4 separate regions of the Mus musculus genome follow, and regions 1, 2 and 4 are each linked to region 3. The links are chromatin loops, found by intact Hi-C in ENCODE. Cell type or tissue: left cerebral cortex. All regions are shown on one strand. Region 1 holds the start of Mprip (myosin phosphatase Rho interacting protein). Region 2 overlaps Gm33998 (a long non-coding RNA gene). Region 3 overlaps Mprip (myosin phosphatase Rho interacting protein). Region 4 has its middle 12 kb from the start of Olfr225.

Region 1 (5,000 bases), 70 kb before region 3:
ATCTCTCCTCCTCCTTCTCCAGGCAGAGTCTTCCTCAGTTTTGGACTGTCCAGGGTCCTGCCTTTTCCAGAAGCCCCCGCGCTCAGTCTACTATGGAGTCAGGGGTTTCCTAGGCAGGGCCCTGCGACTTTCCAGTGGAAGGTTTCTGTTTGCCTCTTGTTTTTATCAGTTTTCATTTGCTTGAGGTCGAGCTCTTGTCAGGCTACCAGCCTCAGGATCCCTGAATCACTCTTCCTCATACCCACAGCTGTGACACCAGTGGTATGTGGCTGGCCTGGACAACGTATGCTGGGCATTTTCTTAATAGGGTAGCCTTGATTGGCCCCAAGAAACGGGTAGAACTTTAAAATATATATTTTTTGAAAACTTGTAATTAGATTTTAAATGTATTTCGTGTGTGTGTGTGCGCGTGCGCGCGCGCACATACGCACACACTGTAGCACACACTGTACTACTCATCTGGAGGTCTGAGGACAACTTTCAGGAGTTTGTGCTGTCCTTCCACCATGTGGCTTCAGGGGACTCATCTCAACTCATCAGGTGTGGTACCAAAGGCCTTTACGCGCCTTGCAATCTTGCTGGCTCTAAGTCTTTCTTTTAAACAGCTTGTACATGCTCATAAAACAAAACCCGAAAGGAACAAAAAGGTTTTATATTGAAAATTTAAAAGTAGGTCACCTCCCAATAACCCAGTTCTTCTCCCCAGAGGCCACCACTGGTATCACTTTCCGAGTATTCGGTGCAGACAAGAACCGTCAGTCTCCCTTTACCCCTTCCCCGTCTTTATTCTGGAAAAAAATTTAAATCAACAAGGTCGCAAGGATAGTCCAGTAAACACCCTTTCCCAAAATTCACCAATTAACAATTGGCCACATTATGTGAAGTATTTTGCAAAGATGATTATCACCTAATGCTTGCAACACCTTACATTCATGTCAGTTTTGTCCATGTGGTCAGTGAGGTGCCAGTGAGGGCAAAAGACCTGCCCACAGCTGGATCAGAGCTGGGCTTTCCCCTCAGGCTGCAGGCACACTTTGATCTGGGCTCCTTCATTCCTGATTCCTTGTGCAGGAGAGCATTTCTTTCTCAAAATGGAAATGCACCTCCCCGGGGTAGTCACCAGATGACCAGTGGAAAAGTACGCAACTCTGAAGGCATTTCTCTCCTAAAGCCTCCTTGTGACCTGAGCGCAGCTGCTCTCAGTGCCACCACCTGCTCCAATATCACCTCCATTGTGAAGAATGAGTTAGTTCAGCCTGTTAAAAAACACAGGCTGACTTCTGGAACTGCCAGCCAGCTGAGCCTGGAATCTCAGGTCAAAGTGATTCCTCCTTTCTGTCTTGCCTCCCTCACTCTTTCCCTTTCCTCTCCTCCTTAGCCTCCTTATAAAGGTCTCATTACGGTCCAGACTGGCCTTAAACTCTCCACCCTCCTAGATCTACTTTCAGAGTTCTGGGACCACATACTCCTTTCTTGTTCCTCCTCCCCACACTTACACCTGCATACCTTGGGAACAGTTCTGCATGCTCTCTGCTTAGATCCATTTCACTGCTGCTGGGAACAATTTGCCTCCTAAGGAGCAGGGGTTGTCCCCCTCCATCCCCCTCCCCTCCGCCCATTCTGGACTCCTCTGTCGTTTCCTTTCCAAGTGGCCTTTTGCCTGGGAGTCTGGACAAGAGTGGCCTGTAGTATATAGTTCAGGCCCTTCTTGCAGAGTGACCTTGCACAAGCTATTCGCAGTGTCTGAGCTTTTGTCTCCTCAAGCACAAAACGGAGGTAAGAGTGCGTACGTAACTCTAGCAGAATTGGGCTCCCATAATAGAATTGACAACTCCTCACGGCTGCTGACATCTTCTAGTCACCTCGGAAACACTACGTCTTATTACTTAACTGCTCCGCGCGCCTCAGTTTCCTTACGTAAAACCGGAATGGTCACGGGAAGGTTATGGAACTTTAATGATCTAAAACACGGGAAGCACTTGAAACAATTTCTAGTCTTTATGGTGGCATCTGGGTCGACCACAGACCTAGCACACAGTAGGGGCGCAGGCTAGACGAGGCAGAAGGCCGCAGCGAAGAGACTACGAGAAAGACAGGGGCCCGCAGGGAGACCGCGGAGATCTCCGGCGTCCTTCCGGGAGCAGCCCAGCCCAACGCCGCAGCTGTCAGGCCGCGGGCGGCGGCGCCAGTCCACCAAACCTGAAAGTTCCATCCCAGCGCCTCCACCTTCCCAGCCTGGACAAGTTACCTTGCGCCCGCTGCTCCCGGTCCCGCCCCCGTCATCCATTGGTCGACGGGTTTCTTTGTTAGCAGGAGCGTGCGGGTGCCATTGGCTCGCGGGGCTGCCGGTTGCGGTGCCCCGCCCCACCCCGCCCCTCCCCGAGTGCGCGCGGCGCCCAGCTCGGTTCGTTCGCGGTGGCGGCGGGCGCCGGGTGAGCGCGACGGCTGGACTTGCCGGCCGGCGCCTTGGGGGCGGCCGCGGTGGAGCCAGCGGCCGGAGGCCGCGTCCGTCCATGGGCCCACAGCGGCCGGGCGGCGGGGCGGGGCGCGAGGCGGCGCGCGCGCTCTGAGGCCGCGGCGAGCAGGCGGGGCGCGGCGCGAGAGGGGAGGCCTTTCCGGGCCTGCGGCGGCCAGCGCAAAATGCGGCGGCGGCCGCGCTGAGTCCCCGACCCCCGGGAGAGCGCTGGGCCGTGGCGGCCCGCTCCGCGGCCGCCTAGCCGACATGTCGGCGGCCAAGGAAAACCCGTGCAGGAAATTTCAGGCCAACATCTTCAACAAGAGCAAGTGTCAGAACTGCTTCAAGCCCCGCGAGTCGCATCTGCTCAACGACGAGGACCTGACGCAGGTGAGCTGCCGCGGGTGCGGAGCTGAGAGTCCTGCCTGCGAGTCGTGCCGGGGAGCGCAGAGCCTGCGAAGGCCAAGAGAGAATAAAAATGGAGCAGGGAAAAAAAATGCGTGAGAGTTGGGGGATGGGGTTGGAATGGGGGCGGGAAGAGTATCGATAGAGCTGGGACAAAGGGAAAATCCTCAAGAATGCCGAAAAATAACATCCTTTCCCGTTCCCATAGCTCTGCCGTGTGATTCATGCTTGTTGGGTGACTCAAAAAAATGTCTGGTTTCCCTGGATAGGAACAAAGTGGGGCTTGCTTGCCACTTGTCAGTACTACCCCCCCCCTCGCCCCCCTCGCGACTTGTCTTGGGACTGGACGCAGACTTGGCCACCAAACTGTCCCAGGAATTGGCATGTTTGCGTGGGTCACCAGTTTCCATCTTGTGGAATAGAGCCTGCTCTCCTTCTAAGTCACTGTCACCGTCAGGGTCTGAAGAGAGATGAGGTGTTTCTCTTCAGATGGGTGGGTCTTGCTCTTGAACTGAAGGTAGGAATAGCTTTTGTCGAGGGGTAGGGGCTTCCCTTCTTGGTTTTGCTTTCTGGCCCAGGAGACCAAGAAGACCTGTACATTCTGGGGAAAGTTGGTTTCCCCCTCTGTCTGCCCTTAATTTGTTAGTCAGGATTTTGGACCAGGTTAGACGCTCTTCCTAACCCGTGTCAAAGTCACAGTCATGGAAAACAGAGTTCCAGACCTCCAAGTCACAGTCATGGAAAACATTGTCCTAGATTGCCAAAGACCTCCAACCCCGGAGCAGTGTAGGAGATTGGGAATTTGTGTTGGTACAAGGTCTCCAATTTGGGCAACTGGCCCTTGGGAACTGGTTGCTCTCCCGTTTCTGGTGTTGAGGATTCCTGGCCTTGTTTGCAGCACTTTGGGAAAGCACTATATATCCTGCTCCCCTTTCCCCTCGCCCACTTCCTTTGCCCCCTGCTTGCTGACTTCAGTGGAGTTCCCCACACGGTCCAGCCAGTGCCACCTAGTTGTAGCCACTCCTTTTGGAAAGAGCTGTTTAGACTGAAAACATTGCTTTGAAGTGCCCTGGTTTGGCTGTTTTTAAAGCCTTTATGGGCAAGCAGGCAGGCAAGCAAGGTTTGACTTGTTTTATGGGGCAAACTAGAGTGGAGTAGTAGGGCAGGGGTTATGGCCTCTTTCTCTGAGGTCAGATTTCCAATAGCCAGGAAGCAATCAGGAAGCTTAACCAGACTCTCCAAGTCTCAGTCATTGATTTGTGAGAATGCCAAGGGCCTTAGAGACCTGTCTATTTGGGAAGGGTAGGACTCTTGAAGAGAGAGAAATGTGATTTCCTCTTCTCATTTGGATCCTGTTCAGGGAAGCAGTATATGGGATATGCGGTTACTGCTTGTGACTTTCTGAGGTCTGACCTTGAATGAGGCCTTTACCTCTGTTTTAATTTCCGTATCAGTAAACTGGTAGTGGTGATATGAAAAACAAGAAATATGTTTTATTGAGCTTTCCCCCTTATAGTTTAACAAACTGAAAAACCACCCATAGAACAGTCAACTTTGATTTAAGAAGTTTCTGGCCTTGCCAAAGGCTGTTTTGAGGGAGGTTTGTAAGTTTCCAGGTTATTTGAAGCAACTGCCTAAACTGGCAATTAGTTATTTATGCTACACACGGGCTGTTTTTCTGATTCTTAAATGAATGAGAGGAATTTAAATGTTTGAGTCTGTTAAAAAAAAATCTGTCAATTATTAGTTTAATTCAAGGGATGAAGCAAATTGAAAGTATTAAACTCTCAAGTTTGTTGTTTTCAAAATGATTGCACTTTGAAACAGGCCTGAGACCTCCAGGGCACTGGAACAGTAGTTCCTAAAATACTGGGTAGGGTTATTTGTGTGGGGAGAGATTAGCCCAGTCTTCTAGCTCCTGGGATCTTTCAGGAAGGAGCTGCTCTTGAAAGGAGAGCGGGGAGGCTGGAGGCTCTTGCCAACAGCATTTGTCCCTGCTCTGTATCCGCTTCTCCCAGAGCAGAGCCTTTTGCTCTCCTTATGACTCCATTAGAAAACCTCAGCCAATTGGTTCCTGTCAGCCTCCCCCAACCCCCTGCTTCCTGCTGCCCCTCCCGCCCAGAGCTTATTTTAGACTGTC
Region 2 (5,000 bases), 100 kb before region 3:
ATCCTAAAGAAGTAGGCTCTAATGCCAGTGAAGGAATGGACTTGCTAGTGAGGGTGAGAGCAAGCAGGGCAAGAACAAAAGCTTCCCTCTTCCACAACCTTATATGGCTTCCAGCAGAAGATGTGGCCCAGATTAGAAGTGGTCTTCCGACTTCAAATTAAGCAAAAATTCCTCAAAGGCGTGCCCCTCCATTTGGAGGTTTTAGTCAATCCAGATGTAGTTAAGTTGACAATCCATCACACAGAGTAAGTGGGAAAGAACACTGAGGTGACATAGACGCAAAGCCAGAAACAGGTCCCTTCCCATCTCGTCCCAGGATTCATCTGGAAGTAGATGTGGAGTACAAAGAGATGACAGCAAATGGAAATCTTCTAGAAAAGTAAGTGACCCTGGCCTGCCCTGAAGGTGGCATTTTCTCCATTCACGGAGCTTTCCTCTTCTGTGATTATGGGTTTGACACTGAGCTGGTCTCTCTCTGGTGATGAAATCACTCGCCACTTCTAAGTGACGCCCACAGAGCCTCTGTTCCCTCACATATGTGATACCTGTGCTACCTCGTGTCCGCACTCACAGCCTGCTTGCAGATTGTGAGCAACAGAGATGAGAAGAGACACAGCCCATTTCCTTTCCTCTTCTTCTCTGCGGTTGTGTTTAGAGAGGGGCTCTTGCTTTTTTCCATGACACCAATTGGGCCAATGAATTTGTTGGGCTCCATGCTGAGGAAAGCAGATGTTGGGTCTCTCTTGAAATTATAAGAGGTTTGAATGGCAACAACTCATTAAGGATGTGTGCCCAAGGGAATGGGCAAAAGAACAGATAGCCAATGCGAGAGGGGCCACACAAAGCAAAGTTCTGCAGAACATAGGCTCAATTGCTCTCTGGGGCAGCCCCACAAGGCAGGTCCCATGGCAGGATCCTAGCCTGAGCTACAGTTTCCATTCTCTCTCCTCCTGGTCTCTCTGGAAGATGGTGGCACTTCTCAGCCTTGTAGGTAAAATTGACAAGGTCTTAGGAGGACTGTGACTGTCCTGGAAAGAGTCACTGGTGTGCAGAGTGGAAACAAACGTGTATTATTTAGGCCATCAGCATGCAAGGAGAGTAGCCACAAGACAGACAGGAATGGTCCCAACAAAGAGACAAGACACTGAGGCTTCAAGCAACACACACGTGTAGTTAATCTTCTGTCCTTTCCACTTCATAGTGTATCTAGGCAATTTCAGGCCTCAGCTTATAAATCGGCATCTTTCTATCTGGCTTTTATGCAGCATTCATCCCTGGATACATTATCATGTATATTACCTGCCTCTATTTGGTGGGGTTTTGTTCCCGGTCTTGAAAGAAAAAACATTCTTTGATAAATATTCACATGCTAGCTTGTCACAGGCAATACACAAAGTGTCTATGTGGGATAAATGCTTTCTAGATGAGAAGGCATGTGCGTTAAAAAAAATTATGTCTATACCAACTCACATGCCCACGCCAACAGTGTTATCACCATTCTGGGTCATTGCCAATCAGATAGTTCTTGGTTTGGATTTACACTTCTCCAATGATACATGACTAAGTGCTTCTCCTTCATCCAAGAGCCATTTGTGTTTCTTGTTCTGGGAATTGCCTGTTTTGTATTCTCATTTTTTCTTTACCCTCTTGCTTTATCGACCTATAGAAATACTTTACATAGTCAAGAAATTTTGAATCAGGCAGTGGTGGCACAAACCAAGTCCCAGCACTAGGGAGGCAGAGGCAGGAGGATCTCTGAGTTCAGGGCCAGCCAGGTCTACATAGTGAGCTCCAGGACAGCCAGAGCTACACAGAGAAACCCTGTCTCGAAAAAACAAAATGAAAAAAAAAAAAGAAGAGGAGGAAGAAGATGAAGAAGATGGGGAGGAGGGAGAAGAGGAGGGAGAGGATGCGAACAAAGAAGAGGAGGAGGAGGAAGAAATTTGTGTTTTGTGCTGAGTGATTTAACAATGGAGGCAAAGGGAGGGATAATAACTTTGCATATTACTTCTGCTACCTCAGTCTCATGTCCAGATCCATCCTTTCCAGCCAATGGTTCTTTGCTTCTTCCTTTTTGTCTTCCCATTTCCTGCCTGCTTTGTCCTGGCTAAAATTCCCAGAACTGGTTTCAGTAGTGAAAGAAAACATGATGTCTGTATTTCACCACATTAAGGATTTTAGGAGTTGGGTCTGAATGATGTGATTTTCTTCCTCTAAGTGGGTACTCCACCTGATAGATAACCTGGGTCCCCTGATTACCAGGTCATTATGATGAATAATCCCTCTTAGTCAGCCCAGACTTGGGTATTGCAGCCTCCTCTACTCTGTCTTTGCCTCATCGCCACTGATTGGAAGGTGGCATGACTGCATAGTTTTTCAGTGACTCTGAGGTGTGGATAGTGGGTCTCTATTGTTCTCATGAGACCCTCCAAAGTCAGGGGTATTGGACCCTGGCAAGTCTGCCCTGGACACTGTGTGGTGATTTGAAAGAGAAATTCCCCCATCGTCTCAGCCTTTGAACACCTAGTCTCCAGTTGGTGGTGCTGTTCACCTAGTCTCCAGTTGGTGGCGCTGTTTGGGGAGGTTTATGTGGTACAGCGTTGCTGGAGAAGTGTGTCACTGGGCGTGGGCTTTGGGATTAAAAGCCTTGAGCAGCTTCCAGTTTCACATTCTCTGCTTTACTCTCCTGGTTGAGATGTGAGCTCTCAGTTTCTTGCTCCTGTCACTATGCCTGCCATTTGCTGCCATGTTTCCCTGTCGAGATGGACTTTTATCTTTCTGTAACCATAAGCACATATAAACGCTTCCTTCCCTGAAGTTGCTTTGGGTTGTGCTGTTTTACCAAAGAAATGGGGAGGTGACGAATAAACATGCAAAGGATGCAAATGGGCTGGGAGCTGGGAAGGGCTCACACTGTCTTTCAGCAAGATTCCCTCATCATGGGATACACACCCCCACACAGAGATGCACATACACACATACACACATATACACACAAGCACACACACATACGTGCACACACGCACACATACGCACACATGACTGTACAGGAAGGGCTCAGGATGGAGAATGCTAACAGAAAAAGACCCAGAAGAAAGGTCCCCAGAAGGCCCTGTAGTCATTGGCTGGCTCCTGGACTGTGGTGTTCTTGCCTCCTGGTCACCCTGTCAGTGTCTGGATCTCACAGGAGCCACCTGCACTTAGGTCTTAGGCTTATGCTGGGGAAACTGCTGTAGGGACAAGTCCTACCAAGAAACCAGGTGCACCCTATTCTAATCTGTAGTCTCTCTTGGCTACCAGACACCAGCAACTTACACAAAACTTACATAAGCCTGGGACCCCAAGCAAGAGCCCTTTGCTAGTATGTGGAAGAAATGGCTGCATAAATGGCCAGAGGAATTGGGTTATAGTCCTCCTAGAGACAGCCAGGGAGCCCTAACGTGGATCCTCAAAGCCTTACATGCTAGGCAGCCCACAAGTGATGGACTACTCTGTCATAGAGATTGAGTGCTCTCCCAGAAACCCTGCCAAGCCAGTTGGGAAACCTGTCCAGCCAGTGCAGAGCCTCCGGGATCACAATCCTCACTTAGGGGCAGGCAGTATCAGTCAAGCGCTGCAGTGGCTTTCCCAGTCCCAGATGCCTTAATATACAGGGCTCCCTCCAGGTCTGCCCTAGGCCACACCCAGGGAGGGATGAAGTCCTTAGCCTTTGTAAGATGCCAAGCAGGATTTCAGCATTCATGTGTGGATCCTGAACAGCCTGATGTAGCATATCAGGATAGGGCTGAGGACAGGGGACACACGGGGTCCACTGTCTATGTGTAGAGCTTCCGGCCATTCAGAGGAAGGGATAGGAAGAGCAGCAGCTTGAGCCAAGAACAGAGGGGCAGGTGGTCAGGGAAGATAGTGCCGAAGAATAAATAGTCAAAGGATCACCATGAATTCACAGCGAGTTGGAGCTGAATTCAAGGCTACCTTGGGCTACAGTGTTAGACCCTGTCTCAAAAAAAGGCAAAAAGAGTCTGAGGACACAGCTCATTTGGCAGAGTGCTTGCCCCAGCATGGATGAAGTCCTGGGCTCCATCTCTAGTACTAGTGATCAAAACTGCATGATGATAGATACCTATGACCCAGTGTTCATGAGGCAAGAAAATCAGGAGCTTGGGGGGAGGGGCGATTGACAGGGCGTGTAGGGGCTGGGGTGGGGTGGGGAGGCTATTCATTCTCTGCCACATGTGAGCTCCAGGCTAGCCTGAATACATGATGCATTGTATCTATAAACAGGAAGGAAAGGGGGTGAGAGGAGGGAGAAAAAGAGGAAAAATTCTCCTCAAACCATGTCTGTGTGAAATATAACAGACTTTTTTTTTATGTCATTACATCCTAAATAATATAGCGATTTGCACGATTACATTGTGCTGGGTGCTATGTGCAATCTAGGCAAACTTTGAAGTCCGGGAGAGCATGTGCATCGGGCCTTGAGCGTCTGTAAGTTTGAGCGTCTGCATAGGCCCTCCAACCAGTCCCCCAAACACTTAAGGACTGCAGTGTTTGGTCACTCCCTACCTCCAGGTCTCTCTGACTCCAGACATGAGCTGATGATGGTAAGACTTTGTAGCATTAAAGCGTGAGAGGCAGAACAAACGGGGCTGAGCTACGTCCACTGTCCATCTATCTCTGCGTGTACCCTGCTCCCAGGCTGTTTGGCATGACTTGGGGCGGACTCCTTGCTCTGATCTCAGCTCCTTCCTCCTGCTCCCCGGCTGGCTTGTTTAACCACTGTGGGTGTTCCTACACTGAAACTAGACAGTCCTTGGAGTTCTCACTAACAAGTCTGGGCAAGTGGAGGCCAAAGCCTGACCTCAACTGCTTACCCATGTTCTGTCACCTCCAGCCCGAGGCTGCACCACCACTAGATGAGGGGCTGTGGTTCCTAGGTTCAGATGTGGGCTGGCTGTACCCTTTTGTAGAGTCAGGCTGAGAGCCAGGGCCATAACGTA
Region 3 (5,000 bases):
GAGAGGTGACCTACAAGCACCCCTAAGACTCGGAGGGAACTTGTAGGTCCCTGGGCATGGGTTGAGCTGAGGTGAGCAGCCCTTTGTTCAGCAGCTATGGTTCCTACACTTAAACTTGGCTTCCCTAGCTCCCAGCTCCCAAGACTGCTCCAAAAAGCAATGCAATGTTTCTCTCCCCATCCTGCAGCAAACCCAAATTATAGAGGCACCTTAAGGAGCCCTTCTCTTGCCCCAGGGGTACTGATAGGTATGTGGATGTGGCCAGCACCATCACTACTCTAGGCCTGGACCCAGCCTGGGGCCTGGTGTTCTGTGAAGTTTAGAGCCCTGTCTCTCTTGTGGTTCCAGAAGTTATTGCTTGTCTGGAAGGAAGGCTGGCTGTTGTACCCCACTTGGCATTAGCTGAGGCCAGGTTTCAAAAGCAAGCCTTCTTCTGTGTTACAGTCCCTCTGTCCTTCTGAAATTCTGGACCTGCTCTCATTTAGCCACTGGTCTCCCTAGGATATGGTTACATAGAGTGGCAGTGCCAGATCTGGGGTCTTAACCTTTTGTCTATAGATCTTTCCCTAGCTACCAGCTCCATGCTTTCTGTTGCTGGCCCAGAATGGCTTTCTAGAATGCTGGGTCTAGTGAAGGATCCTTTGCAACTGTGTAGCTTTGTTTAAACCTGGTGTGTGTGGCATTTTTCCTCTGTAAGTGGTGGTCTGATTTATTAGCCTCTTACTCCTGAGGTGAGCCACCATGAGAACTTTGCTGATAGAACTCCAAATTTTTTACCTTTCAGCCAGTGTCTGCCCCAGTAGCCCTAATTGGCCGCCAGTCATTGCCTGGTTGTGCAATCACTAAATCCAAATCTGGGTGGGCAGTTTTTAAGTTGAGACTAGACCAGTAATGGCACAGTGCTCTCCCTGTGTCCCAGGATGCCTTTGTTAGAACAGAGAAGTCATCTTGCTCTGAGTCCATAGTGGCCAGGGAAGCGTCATTGTCTCTCCTTGTCCTGATACAGCCAGTGCTTTTCCTGACTTGTGAAATGACACAGTCTCAACAGCTACTGCACTCTGATCTGGAGTAACACCCACCTTGCTCAGTGTCTGACCACTGGATAGGTATCTCCAAAAAGAGTACCTAAGAGCCTGAGGTCTTTGCCAACCCAGCAAGGCGTGGAGTCATAGGTCCTGAAAGGCAGGGATTTACCTGGTACTATTTCTCATCCTGTCTTCCCAGGTGGTTAGAGATGCTCATGGTGTATCCTCGAACCAACAAGCAGAACCAGAAGAAGAAACGGAAAGTAGAGCCACCTACCCCACAGGTAGGCTGGGCGACGTGTCCCCTAGTGGAACTGGGCCTGGGAAGAAGTGAGGGCAAGAGGGTGGAGAAGATCTGGCCAGGGCTGAGGTGGTCACACTTTGCATGCCTCTTCCTCCCTCCTGCCTGTACCCTAGGAGCCATATTTAGGTCACTGAGCAGACTAGCCTGCTAGAGTGCCCTGGGCTGTCTTCAGGAGGGTTTGAACCAGCAGGCAAATAGTGAGCAATAGCAGCTTAGCCTGTGTCCCTTCCCCTGGCATCCATCCCATCTACTTCTGGGAACGGAAGAATGGTGCACTCTTCTGCCACTTCCAGAGGAAAGAAGTAACCCTGAGCAACAGGGAAAGGGAAACCTGGTAGGTCCCTGCCCTGACTAGTCCCTGTGTGACCAGAGCTAGGTAGGTGGCTGGGGCAGACGAACCAGGTCCAGTCCTTCCCTCCCTTCCTCCTTCTCTGCCTCCCTGTATCCCTCTCATCCTCATTCCCTCCCTCCTCCTAGCCAGTATCCTGGGCTCATGGCAGGAAGTGCGCTGCCCCTATTCTTGCTGTGTTCACCACACCCTTAGGCTCTGGAAGGGTGAAGTCACCATTCTGAATTTCCAGCAAGGGCCTTTTGCTAGGGTGGTTGTAGGTACTTAAGGTTCATCTTTTCCCCTCTGTACCAAATGTTGCTTTCATCAGGATTTTTACCTACGTTGGACAAATCAAGTCAGTCCTAAGAATGAACAAAATTCATTCTTGAATGTGGTCTTATGAGCCTCACAAACCCAGAGTCTTGTGGAAGCAGAGAGGCAGCCCAAGATAGGAGCCTGCGTCCCTGAGCCAAGCAGTCTTTCTAGCTTCTCTAGCTTCTTGGGCTGCAAAAGAAAGACAGCCAGAGGCTGCTGACCTGGATCTCCACAACTCTAGACTACTGTGGACAGTTAATCCTACTAGTAGGATGTAGCCCAGGTCTGTGTCTGGTGACCAGCATCCATCCTGCATCTCATCCTTACCCAAGAAGCCCCAGAGGGCACCCAAGCCAGCCTTCCCCAGATAACAGTGCCCCCAACTGGAGTCATTTAAAACATGCAATCAAAGAAATTTAAAAATGTAGTCAGTTTCCCAGAAACTGAAAGTAGAGCCTTTTGCTTGGGAGCAGCAGTTAATGCTCAAAATCTCCCAAGCTGCCTGGTTTGAGAGAAAAGTCCTGGCTGAGTAACAGTGGTTAGGGTTACGCCTTGTTTCCATGGTGATGCCTTGGAAGCATTGCAGCATAGAGCTTCTGCCTCCAAATATGGTAACTCTCTATGTACCAGAGACAGCCTGGGTCAGGCTAGAAATTTGGGTGTATCCCCTCCCCCACAACTTTGTCTCTTCCAAATGAAGCTGCCCTGTGGCCAGGCTCCAACTTTCTGGGCCAGTAGAAAGAGCCCTATGATCCCAGAACAGGAATCACCCCTTCCCTGAGGATATGCCTCAGAACTAGGGCACAGAGTTCCTAGCCTCCTCTGCCAGTGTTATGGCATGCCTCTCCCCTTCCCCACAGCTAACCTCTGGTGAGTCTCAGGAAAGAGATTTAGATTGAAGTCTCTGGGTACACCCACACACACTTAAGCAACCTGCTATCAGAGCCATTTATGTGGCAGGTGAGCCCGAAGCTCAGTTTCCATCTCTCTCCCATATCTCTGCACAAAGCCTAGAAGAGTTTCAGGTTAAACCACTCAGGACCAGAAGCTTGGTTTCTGCTGGGCCCAAGCTAAATTCTTCAGGTTGAACCTAAAGAAACTTAGATGATAGAGGTGATGTTCACCAGACATATAGGTCCTTGAAAAGAAGGCTTAGAGTAGAAGGAAACAAGAGTCCCCCAAGGCAGAGTGAGAGCAAGTTTCCTAGCTCTCCCAAGAGTCTGTTACTCATATGGGACTTAGGAGGGTGGCTTTTTTCTCTGCCAGTCCCACAGGCTCGAGGCCCTTGGCAGAGACGTGGGTGAGGTTCCCTGTTCATTTCTAGGATTCATGATTTTTTAAAAGTTTTTTTTAAAGATTTATTTATTTTATGTATATGAGTACACTGTAGCTGTACAGATGGTTGCGAGCCTTCTTGTTGTTGTTGGGAATTGAATTTTTCAGGACTTCTGCTCACTCTGATCAACTCAGCTCTCTCTGGCCCAAAGATTTATTTATTATTACAAATAAGTACACTGTAGCTGCCTTCAGACTCACCAGAAGAGGGCGTCAGATCTCATTACAGATGGTTGTGAGCCACCATGTGGTTGCTGGGGTTTGAAGTCAGGACCTTCGGAAGAGCAGTCAGTGCTCTTAACCTCTGAGCCATCTCGCCAGCCGGATTCATGATGGTGCCCTCTACTTCAAGACTTCTTTCTCACTATGGCCCCTTCTCCATTTTCATGCCAGAGAAATAGAGAATGGCACGCTGAAGAGAGGGTGCGGACTCCCTTTTCCTTGGTTCTGGAAGCCCTTCTCAGTGCCAGGGTCCATCACAGTCTGACAGCATGAACATAGCTGGCTCCTCAGGAATAGGGCGCAATGAACCTGGGCTTCCATACCCTTTGCTGACCCAGGCTGGCTCTGTGCAGTCTGCACCTCTTTGTGGCCACATCCACCAAACTAGATCTTTCATCCACCTGCTCAGAAGAAAAAGAATCTAGCCCAAGAATGGGGATTTGTTTACCTGTCCTCCAGAAGACAGAAGAGAGAACAAGCTCCTTTGGGGTCAGCGGTGTGGGTCAGCCCCGATTATTTGGTTTGAGACCACATGGGAGTGGGATGTGGATATTTATCATCCTCTCTGTCTTTGTGGCAAGATAGTAATCAGCTAAAACCACCCTCTTGGCAGCCCTCTCTGGAGATTGGTTGGGCACAGAATGTGAGTGGGTACTACTGGGCAGCTGGGATTGCCATCCTGTCTTTATCTGGGTTCAACATCTAAAGAGTCCAATTCTCTGTTTACTCAGAAACTGGATTTGTATGTCTGCTGAGTTCTGTTCAGGGCCGTGCCACTTTTGTGCCCTGGGAAAACTGGGAAGTGACTTGGGCTACCAATAAAGAACAACTTGTGCTTGAGAACAAGGTGTTCATGTGACAGGTGTGGGTGTGCAGGTTTCAGTGAGATGCTGTGTGTCTCAGAGTGAGGTGCTCAAACAATAGACATTGGGATTTTCTCAGATCTGGGAACTGGGAAGTTCAAGGTTAAAGAAGCAGCAGATGTGGGCCCACTTCCACAAAGTAGATCTCCTGGCCTCTTTCACAGGTCACTAATTTCATTTGTGAGGGCTCCACCACCTCCACCACCTCCTCCTCCTCCTCCTTCCTCCTCCTCCTTCTCCTTCCTCCTCCCTCCTCTTCCTCCTTCTCCTCCCCCCCCCTCCTCCTCCTCCTCCTCTTCTTCTTCTGCTTTCCTCCTCCTCCTCCTTCATTATTATTATTATTTATTATCACTATCATTATTATTACTATTTTTAAAGATTTATTTATTTATTATATGTGAGTACACTGTAGCTGTCTTCAGACACTCCAGAAGTCAGATCTCATTTCAGATGGTTGTGAGCCACCATGTGGTTGCTGAGATTTGAATTCAAGACCTTCAGAAGAGCAGTCTGTGCTCTTAACCACTGAGCCATCTCTCCAGCCCTTGAGGGGTCCATTTTCAAGACTTAACAAAATCCTAAGGGCCCCACCTCCACAAATCATC
Region 4 (5,000 bases), 110 kb before region 3:
TCCTCCATTGCTGGTTGGAGTGCAAACTTGTACAACAACTTTGTAGATCAATACGGCATTTTCTCAGAAAACTGGGAGTAGTTCTACCTCAAGACTCAGCTATACCACTCCTGGGTGTATACCCAAAAGATGCTCTACCATCTCACAACGACATCTGCTCAAACATGTTCATAGCAGATTTATTCATAATAACCAGAAACTAGATACAACCTAGATGCCCCTCAACTGAAGAATGTATAAAGAAAATGTGATGTATCTACACAATGGAGTATATTCAACTATTAAAAACTAAGACATCATGAATTTTGCAGGCAAATGGGTGGAACTTGAGAATATCATCCTGAGTGAGGTAATCCATACCCAAAAGAACATGCATGGTATATACTTACTTATAAGTGGATATTAGCCATAAAATACCGGAGACCCATGTTACACTCCACAGACTCAAAGAAGCTAAACAAGAAGGAAGGCCCAAACAAGGATACTTGAATCTCACTTAGAAGAGGGCATAAAATAGTCATAGGAGGAGGGAGAGATGGAGGGAGAAAAGGGTGGGAGAGGAGATGTGGAGGGGAAAGGGGGGGGGTCATTCAGGATCAGATGCGGGGAGGGGCAAGATAGATGGCCAGATGGCCATGAAAATGAATGGAGAGCGGGGCAGTGGTGGTACATGCCTTCAATCCCAGCACTTGGGAGGCAGAGGCAGGTGGATTTCTGAGTTCAAGGCAGCTTGCTCTACAGAGCGAGTTCCAGGACAGCCAGAGCTATACAGAGAAACCTGTCTCGAAAAACCAAAAAAAGAAAAAAGAAAAGAAAAGGAATGGAAATCTGCAACTGATGGGGGTGGGAAGGTGGGGGTGGATCTCAAGAATTTGCCAGAGACCTGGGGTAGGAGAGATAATCAAGAATCAATGGGAGGGGGCGACCTTAGCTGTGACTCACAGCATTGGGGATATGGAACCTGAAAAGGCTAGGCAGGAACTCCAGTGGATCGATTGGGACACCAACCCACCCACAAAACATCCAGCCCCAAATTTATCCTATCTACAAGAAATGCAGGGATGGGGAAGGAGCAGAGACTGGGGAAACAGCCTAGCAATAGCAGGTCCAACTAGAGAACCATGCCATGGGCAAGCAACAATCCCTGACACTGTTAATGATACTCTGCTATGCTTGCAGACAGGAGTCTAGCGTGGCTGTCCTCTTAGAGGCTTAGAAGGGGGAATACAATAGCCATAGGAGGCAGATGGAGGGAAGGAACAGGGTGGGAGAGGGGAGTGTGGGGGGTTCAGGATCAGGAGTGGGGAGGGACAGAAGAGATGGCCAGATGGCCATGAGAATGAATGGAAATAAGTCCCCCAGCAGCTGACTCAGACAAATGCAGAGACCCACAGCCAAACAGAGGATGGAGCTTGGGGACTCTTATTGGAAGAGTTGGGGGAAGGGCTGAAGGACCAAAAGGGGATAGGAACTCCACAGGAAAGCCAAAAGAGTCAACTAACCTGGACCCTTGGAGCTCTCAGAAACTGAACTACCAACCAAAGAGCATACACCGGCTGGACCTAGAGCTCCACCCCACCCCCACATCTGTAGCAGATGTGTAGCCTGGTCTTCATGTGGGTCCTGAACAACTGGAGCAGGGCTATCCCAAAAGCTGCTGCCTGTTTGTGGACTATGTTCTTCCATCTGTCTTGTCTGGTCTCACTAGGAGGGGATGTGCCTAGCCCCACAGAGACATGATATGCCAAGGCTGGACAAGAATACTCGGGGGACCTACACCCTCTCACAGGAGAAGGGGATGGGGATAAGGGAGGAACTGTGGGAGGGGACACAGATAGGGATACCGAGTAAAGGAACATTTTTTTATGTGTATGAGTGTTTGCTTTGCATGTCTGTAACTGTACCATGTGCACGCCCATTGCCTGTGAAGGCCAGAAGAGGGCATCAGATCCCCTGGAACCGTACTTTTGAGCCACTATATGAGCTCTGGTAAAGCAGCCAGTGTGCTTAACTGCCAAGCCATCTCTCCAGCTTCCGTTTTTGTTTTCTTAAAGCTATAAGCTTAGCTGAATGCTTTTTAAAAGCACAGTTCCACTTCCTTAGAAGATACAGTGTTGTTCAGATTATCCATAGAATTTTTAAAATGTGCTGTGGTATTATGGAATCCCATAGACTTTTTGTCATTATATAAAGCATATTATCGTTATTGGTAAATATTCTTTTAAAAACACTTATTTTTAGCCAGGCATGGTGGCATATGCCTTTAATTCCAGCACTTGGGAGGCAGAGGCAGGTGGATTTCTGAGTTTGAGGCCAGCCTGGTCTGCAGAGTGAGTTCCAGGACAGCCAGAGAAACCCTGTCTCAAAAAACAAAACAAAACAAAATATGTATATATAAAACCTGAAAGCTGCAGACCTCAGAGCTATGGACAAGTCAGAGACATAAACTAGATTCTCAATCCCACCCTCTCTAAATTAGCCTTTAAAACCAGTGAAAGTTGGCCCAACTTTCTACCCGTGGCCTTTCCTAGAGCAAGATATAACCCCTCAGAAGGCAGGATTCCTCCTCTATGAGATTATGTTTGAAAGCCACCCCCCTTTTCCACCCTGTTTAAGAGACTATTGCTGCAGACATTATTAACTGGTCTCTTCTGAAGAATCTCCAGTCTCTCCAACAGGTCCAGACTGCAATCTATTCTAGGGTTCGAGACACCTATCCAGTTCCTTTCTTGGTGCCTTGTCATTTATTCTGACCTGGGGACCAAGTGTACATCAAGAAGTTTCAGAAATAGAAACCTGACTCCCGCCTGAAGGATGCCTGCATGGACTCATCACTTCCATGACAAGCCTGTTCCAACCAGGAGCAGAAATGGAAACCAGCTTACCTGGACCAGATGCACTCAAGCTAAGGCTTTCACAACCTATACTCCTGTTTGGTTATATATGCCCTCTGAGTCTGGCTAGACTGTCTGCTTAATCCTTTACTCTTGCCTCATTCCGCACTGGGAAAATCCTGACAGAGACAAAGTACACTGGAGCCAAATAGCATATGTTTAAAACTGATCTCATAAAACTTTTTGTTTTGTTTTGTTTTGTTTTTTGTTTTTGCTTTTTTTTTTTTTGAGACAGGGTTTCTCTGTGTAGCTCTAGCTGTCCTGGAACTCACTCTGTAGACCAGGCTGTCCTCAAACTCACAGAGATCCACCTGCTTCTCCTGAATGGTGGAACTAAAGGTGTGTGCCACCAGACACAAAACTCTTAAACCTTCCCGCAATCAAGGCTAAAAGTTACCTTCTGACAGAATTAGAGAGATTGCCTTCTAAAATCCTACATGATTAGAAAACATTATATATTTATTATTATTAAAAATAAACTTCATGAAAAATGAAAGATCATTTAGATAAGAAACAGTACAGCTGGGTTCATGCCTTTAGTCCCAGCACTCAAGAGACAGAGGCAGGCAGATCTCCGTGAGTTCAAGCTAGCCTGGTCTACAGAGTTAGTTCCAGGACAAACAGAGGCAAGTGAGACCCTGTCTCAAATAAACAAACAAACAAGACAACATAATTCCTGGTATCATAAAATATTTTATTAAAATCCATGGCTTACAACCTTCCTCGTTGGCCTGAATGGCCCCTTCCACTTCCTTTTTATAAGACTTGCCTTGCATAGTCAAATGACTTTTAAAGTTCATCAGACAAATTGCCTTGGTTAAACTAATGATCCTCAGGACCCAGTATTTATCCCTTAGCCAAGGTCTAAGACTTGAAAGTAACAGAAAGGGAGGGGGTGTAAGGGATAAAATGACTACGGAAACCCATCACGTGCCAACTTTATTTTGTGTCTGTCTAGATGCTTCGCCGTCCATCCTCCAACAGCCTTGGCAACGCTTTTTGGAACAGTCTATGAACTTGACCATGGTCCAAACATATTATGTAGTGTCTGGAATATACAGCTGAGCATTGTAAAGAAAGATGTTTCTAGGCCACTCCAAATCCCTTACTAGTGTAACTTCCACGTCAGACACTGATGTAACTGTGCCTTTCTTTTTAAATGCCATACACCTGACTGGGGCACCAAGAGACTTCACAGCGGCACAGGTCACTCTTGATCTCGCCATTAATAAAAAGAACTCCAAACTTTTAATTAGTTTAATCGGCATGGTTGTCAATAATTATCTCGCCTGGATAATTTCACTGTGACAGTATATTGATGTATAGCTGCTCTCCAATGTGCTCAAATGTGGTTGTAAACACTTGGTCTCATGGATCATAGCATAGCAGCTTGGATTGTTCTACCTCTGAATGACTTCTTCAATGTCCAGATGCACCGCTGTAAAAAACTATGTGCACCACTTTCTAATAAACCCTTTGTCATCTCTGTCTCCATGCATGCTGTGTGACTAGTACAGCCATTCTCACCTTTAACTTTTTTTCCTGTTTACAGGTTCATCAGGATGCTCTGCTGCGGTCCTAATAATGTATGTCCTGCTGTTCTTCTTCAGGCATGTTTAGAGCTGTAAAACACCCCTGTTTGCTTTGCTGTAAGCACATCTGTTTATGCTGCAGCTTTGGGACATTGGTTTTTGCAAACATCCAAATGTGTAATTTTTTGTACAAATGGATAACGAGCTGCTCTGCTAGCACATTCACACGCAGTGATGTGGTGGTACAACCTCGGATCTCCCGTGTCATAATTCCAGGAGTGTGGATGTCCAGCACCCCTGAGTCCTGCTAGACGTTTACATTTGTGTGTGTTTCTGTAGCAGTGTATTTGTCTACAATGTGCTTGAATGAGCTTGTGAACACTTGGTCTCATGGATTCTAGAATATCAGTTAGAATCGCTCTACCTCTGAGCTTGTTCGTCAATATCAGGGTGCACTGTTAGAACAATATGTTCATATGCCCTGATTTCTAATAATATTTTTATCACTTCTGTTACACACATCTGTGTTTGGTGCAGACCAATACAACCATCCTTGCCACCATAGGTTTATTAC

Evidence for each region. Hi-C counts contacts between places; a loop is a spot of excess contacts. Peaks named below come from ENCODE experiments on the same cell type or tissue, not always from the same donor. Only the 100,000 strongest peaks of a DNase experiment are listed, where the experiment ranks them.
Region 1: a loop joins it to region 3, with 4 times the contacts of the local background. A loop is called at or near these places in 13 of 42 quality-filtered maps.
Region 2: it touches region 3 in a loop (2.3-fold over the local background); 34 of 42 quality-filtered maps call a loop at or near these places.
Region 4: it touches region 3 in a loop (3.0-fold over the local background); 34 of 42 quality-filtered maps call a loop at or near these places.

Annotation. Positions count from the first base shown.
Region 1 is chr11:59,660,104-59,665,103 of GRCm38, forward strand. It overlaps Mprip (myosin phosphatase Rho interacting protein), which reads left to right and starts at 2,404. Exons shown (of 24, transcript NM_001368931.1): 1 at 2,404-2,845. The coding sequence starts at 2,723. In left cerebral cortex, a CTCF peak has its summit at 702; DNase peaks (open chromatin) are centred at 2,262, 2,884, 3,165 and 4,971; H3K4me3 peaks cover 3,555 bases; H3K27ac peaks cover 3,213 bases.
Region 2 is chr11:59,630,663-59,635,662 of GRCm38, forward strand. It overlaps Gm33998 (a long non-coding RNA gene), which reads right to left. Exons shown (of 3, transcript XR_388694.3): 3 at 4,380-5,000. Among named protein-coding and RNA genes, the nearest start is that of Gm33998, 10 kb to the right of the region's middle. In left cerebral cortex, a CTCF peak has its summit at 2,556 (motif pointing right); a DNase peak (open chromatin) is centred at 2,570.
Region 3 is chr11:59,730,284-59,735,283 of GRCm38, forward strand. Mprip (myosin phosphatase Rho interacting protein) reads left to right here. Exons shown (of 24, transcript NM_001368931.1): 5 at 1,225-1,309. 1700007J10Rik (RIKEN cDNA 1700007J10 gene) reads right to left here. Exons shown (of 6, transcript NR_045476.1): 3 at 3,512-3,933; 4 at 1,195-1,345. Among named protein-coding and RNA genes, the nearest start is that of 1700007J10Rik, 7.4 kb to the right of the region's middle. In left cerebral cortex, CTCF peaks have their summits at 2,350 (motif pointing left) and 3,504 (motif pointing right); DNase peaks (open chromatin) are centred at 2,527 and 4,151; H3K27ac peaks cover 2,242 bases.
Region 4 is chr11:59,622,492-59,627,491 of GRCm38, forward strand. No RefSeq gene overlaps it. Among named protein-coding and RNA genes, the nearest start is that of Olfr225, 12 kb to the left of the region's middle. In left cerebral cortex, a CTCF peak has its summit at 1,931 (motif pointing right); a DNase peak (open chromatin) is centred at 1,947.